Regions from separate parts of the Homo sapiens genome. Here region 1 is linked to region 2. Evidence: read pairs that join two places in POLR2A ChIA-PET (ENCODE). Cell type or tissue: HepG2. All regions are shown on one strand.

Evidence for each region. Peaks named below come from ENCODE experiments on the same cell type or tissue, not always from the same donor. Only the 100,000 strongest peaks of a DNase experiment are listed, where the experiment ranks them.
Region 1: POLR2A ChIA-PET joins it to region 2 with 6 read pairs; 5 of 35 experiments call an interaction of 5 or more read pairs at or near these places.

What each region holds. Positions count from the first base shown.
Region 1 is chr21:33,420,687-33,423,186 of GRCh38, forward strand. IFNGR2 (interferon gamma receptor 2) reads left to right here. Exons shown (of 7, transcript NM_005534.4): 3 at 794-999. Among named protein-coding and RNA genes, the nearest start is that of IFNGR2, 19 kb to the left of the region's middle. In HepG2, no CTCF peak of the experiment used is centred here; a DNase peak (open chromatin) is centred at 1,515.
Region 2 is chr21:33,225,261-33,227,760 of GRCh38, forward strand. No RefSeq gene overlaps it. Among named protein-coding and RNA genes, the nearest start is that of IFNAR2, 3.4 kb to the right of the region's middle. In HepG2, no CTCF peak of the experiment used is centred here; DNase peaks (open chromatin) are centred at 1,141 and 2,381; H3K4me3 peaks cover 1,264 bases.

The DNA.
Region 1 (2,500 bases), 200 kb after region 2:
AAGGGACTTGTATCCAGAATAGATAACGAACTCTTACAATTCAACAATTAGAAGACAAATAACCCAATTAAAAACCACAGCTGGGCACAAGGGATCACACCTGTAATCCCAGCACTTTGGGAGGCCAAGGCAGGAGGATTACTTGAGTCTAGGAGTTCAAGACCAGCCTGGGCAACAAGGAGAGACCCCCAACTCTACAAAGAAATTAAAAATAAAAATAACAGTAGCAGCCAAGCACAGTGGCTCACGCTTGTAATTTCAGCACTTTGGGAGGCCGAGGTGGGCGGATCACATGAGGCCAGGAGTTTGAGACCAGCCTGACCAACATAGTAAAACCCCGTTTCTACTAAAAATATAAAAATTAACCAGGCATGATGGTGCATGCCTGTAATCCCAGCACATTGGGAGGCCAAGGCAGGTGGATCACTTGAGGTCAGGAGTTTGAGACCAGCCTGGCCAACATGGTGACACCCCATCTCTACTAAAAATACAAAAATTACCTGGGTGTGGTGGCTCACACCTGTAGTTCCAGCTACTCGGGAGGCTGAGGCACAAGAATCACTTGAACCCAGGAGGTGGAGGTTGCTGTGAGCCAAGATTGCGCTACTGCACTCCAGCCTGGGTGACAGAGCAAAACTCCATCTCAAAAAAAAAAAAAAAAAAAGCGGGGGGGAACTGTATGGTACATATAAATTGTATCTCAATAAACCTGCGTTTTGAACAAAAGCTCTGGGGAAACTATTACACATGAAACAGAGAATTCTGTGAATTGAAATCCTTTTTTCCTTCCCAGCACCGACAGTAAATGGTTCACGGCCGACATCATGTCCATAGGGGTGAATTGTACACAGATCACAGCAACAGAGTGTGACTTCACTGCCGCCAGTCCCTCAGCAGGCTTCCCAATGGATTTCAATGTCACTCTACGCCTTCGAGCTGAGCTGGGAGCACTCCATTCTGCCTGGGTGACAATGCCTTGGTTTCAACACTATCGGAATGGTAAGAGAACTTGAGTATAGAACTTCCTTTATACTTTCCAGGTTTTCTTCACTTGCGGTATCGACTCCACACACCTCTGTCCTGCCTGTCACCCTAAATGACCAGCAGACAAATGGGTAGGACAGTCAAACCCACACTCTGACCTTGGAGGCTGATGCTAAGGGAGTGTGATTTGCTAAACCAGGGGTTGGCCAACTACAGCCTGCAGGCCAAATCGGGCCCACCACTTGTTTTTGTAAATAAAGTTTTATTGGAACACACAGTTACATCCATCTTTTATTGTGTCTATGACTGCTTTCACACTACAATGGTAGAGTAGTTGCAATAGCAGCTGTTGAGCCTGCAAAGTCTAAATTTACTGTGGCTCTTTACTGAAAAAGTTTGCCAACCTCATGCTAGAAGGGATGCTAGCATATCTCTCTGATCACCCTTACTTATTCTGGTGCAACTTCTTTTGTGTTGCAGAATAGGCACCTTGAATGGTGCCTGGCATGTAGTAGGTATTCAGTAAATATTTGTTGAATGACTGAGTGAACAAATATGTCCCCAGATATTGGAAGGAGACAGAAGAACCCTCAGATTCCAGTTCCTACATTTGTTCCTCCAGTAATTCATTTGTCACGTAGTCAGCCATGCCAGATGTTTCTTCCGTGTCTGGTTTATGCACACACAGGGCATGAAACTTACATGGATCTTGATTTAGACAAACTAATGTATAAGACAATTGAAATGTGATCACCGTCTAGATATTTGATATATAATGAACAATTTTATTGTTGACTTATTTTCAGTGTTATAATGGTGTTTTGGTTATGATTTTTAAAGGAGGAGGAGGTCTGGTTAAGATGTTAAAGTTTATGTTATGTGTATTTTACCACAATAAAAAATTGGGGGAATAAAAAGAGTTCCTGCTGGGCGCGGTGGCTCACGCCTATAATCCCAGCACTTTGGGAGGCCGAGGCAGGCAGATCACTTGAGGTCAGGAGTTCGAGACCAGCCTGGCCAACATGGTGAAACCCCATCTCTACTAAAAACACAAAAATTAGCTGGATGTGGTGGTGCATACCTGTAATCCCAGCTACTTGGGAAGCTGAGGTAGGAGAATCGCTTGAACCGGGGAGGCAGAGGTTGTGGTGAGCTGAGATTGCACCATTGCACTCCAGCCTGGGCAACAAGAGTGAAACTCCATCTCAAAAAAAAAAAAAAAAAAAAAAAAAGCAAAATAATCCAAAGAACAGGAGGGACAAGGACAAAGCTTCCAGGCATAGAAGAAACAAAATTGGCCATAAGTTGACAGTTGATTCAGTTGGGTAATTAGTACATGAGTGTTTGTTAATGATCTTCCCTCTACTTTTTTTTTTTTTTTTTTTTTGAGACGGAGTCTCTCTCTCTTGCCCAGGCTGGAGTGCAGTGGCGCAATCTTGGCTCACTGCAAGCTCCACCTCCCAGGTTCACGCCATTCTCCTGCCTCAGCCTCCCGAGTAGCTGGGACTACAGGCGC
Region 2 (2,500 bases):
CCTTCTCTGGTTTTAATTGAATATTTTATATGATTCCATTCTCCCCTCACTTAGCACATTAATTGTATTAGTCAGGATTCTCTAGAGGGACAGAACTAATAGGACAGATGTATATATGAAAGGGAGTTTATTGGGAGAATTGATTCACATGATCACAAGGTGAAGTCCCACGATCAGCCATCTGCAAGTTGAGGAGCCGGAAAGCCAGTCCAAGTCCCAAAAGCTCAAAGTAGGGAAGCCAACAGTGCAGCCTTCAGTCTGTGGCCAAAGGCCTGAGAGCCCCTGGCAGATCACTGGAGTGAAGTCCAAGAGTCTAAAAGCCGAAGAACTTGGAATTTGATGTTTGAGGGCAGGAAACATCCAGCATGGGAGAAAGATGGAGGCCAGAAGACTTAGCCAGTCTAGCCTTTCCCCCTTCTTCTGCCTGTTTTTATCCTGGCCATGCTGGCAGCTGATTAGATGGTGCCCACCCAGATTGAGGGTGGGTCTGCCTTTCCCAGTCCACTGACTCAAATGTTAATCTCCTTTGACAACACCCTCACAGACACACCCAGGAACAATACTTTGCATCTTTCAATTCAATCAAGTTGAAACTCACTATTAACCATCACATTAATTATACTTCTTTTTAACAAATCTTTAGTGACTGCCCTAGAGTTTGCAATATACATTATAACTAATCTAAGTCCATTTTCAAATAACAATACACTAATTCATGGGTAGTACACAAGTATCTTAGAAAAGAGTATCCCCAATTTCTCCCTCTCAACCCTTATAACATTGTTATTATACATTTCACTTATTCATAAGCTATAATCAACCAATATGTTGCTGCTATTATTATTTGGACAATTATTCTCAACCTGATAAAGAACATCTACAGAATCCCTACAGCTACTCACAGAACTCAGGAAAGCACTTTACTTACTATTACCGGTTTATATAAAAGATACAATTCAGGAACAGCCAAGTGGAAGAGATACCTAGGACAAGGTATGGGAGAAAGGGGCACTGAGCTTCCATGCCGTCTCTAAGTGTACCAACCTCCCAGAACTTTAATGTGTTAACCAACCCAGAAACTCTTCAAACTCTGTTGGTTGTTCAGGGGTTATTTATGGAGGTTACATCATGTAGGCATGATTGATCATTAACTCAGTCTCTAGTCCCTCTCTCCTTCCTGGAGGTTGGGGTGGAGGGGGTAGGGCCAAAAGTTCCAGGCTTTATTGATTATTGGGCTTGGTCTTTTTGGTGACCAGCCTCCATCTAAAAGCTATCCAGGGGCTCACCAAGAGTAGCCTCATTGCTGGGCGCGGTGGCTCACGCCTGTAATCCCAGCACTTTGGGAGGCCGAGGCGGGCAGATCATGAGGTCAGGAGATTGAGACCATCCTGGCTAACATGGTGAAACCCCGTCTCTACAAAAATACAAAAAAAAAAAAAAAAAATTAGCTGGGTGTGGTGGCGGGTGCCTGTAGTCCCAGCTACTTGGGAGGCTGAGGCAGGAGAATGGTGTGAACCCGGGAGGTGGAGCTTGCAGTGAGCCGAGATCGCGCAGCTGCACTTCAGCCTGGGAAAAAGAGCGAGACTCGGTCTCAAAACAAAAACAAAAACAAAAACAGTAGCCTCGTTATAACGCCTATCACCCCTATTACTCAGGAAATTGCAGGGGATTTAGGAGCTCTAGGCAGGAACCAGACCATATATTTTTCTATGAAAAAACAAAACCCTTAGCATAGCGATCATCATGATTTTAAATTCCTAGTCTGATTTGCAAATTCTCTGCCATCTCCGAGTCTTATTTCTAAGCTTGCTTTGTCTCTTCCAATTGTGCTTGGTGTTGTCTGCCTTTCAGCATGCCTTGTAATTCGTTGTTAAAAACTAGATATAACATATCAGGTCATGGGAGCTGAGATAAATGGCCCTTTAGGATAAGGTGTTAGGTTTATCTGGCTAAGAGTTAGGCTGTGTTAAATGTTTGCTGTAGTTGTAGGTGTCAGAGGCTTCAGTTTTATTTAGTGTCCTCATTTTTGTCTCCTCCATTGTCTTTGGGTTTTCCTAGAAATGCCTTCTTAAATGGAGTTGTAATCCACCGTTATTATACTACAGAGTCCTGTTGATGTGGTGGTAAGATACTGTGGAGGCAAAACATTCTACAATCTTATGATTAATTCCCAGAGTTTTCTTTAATGGGCCTGAGTCTCTGGGCTATGACCCTCCGAGAAGTTTCTTAACTTTTGCTTTTTTCCTCCAGTCATGATAGACAGGAAGGCTAGAGGGGGCTGAGTTGTCTAATTGCCCTTCTGCTAGGTCAGTTTAGGCTCCAGTAATGTAATTGCCCTGAGGACAGGTTTTTGTTACAGAACACTCTGGGCATATCTCAAAATGTTTACTTTTCCCCTCCCACCGGCCAGTCAGGAATTTTTCTGTGGTCTTTACCATGAGAACTTGGTAGAGCTTCTTGGAGTAAACCTTTAACAATTTGGGGAGCATCCCTCTAAGAC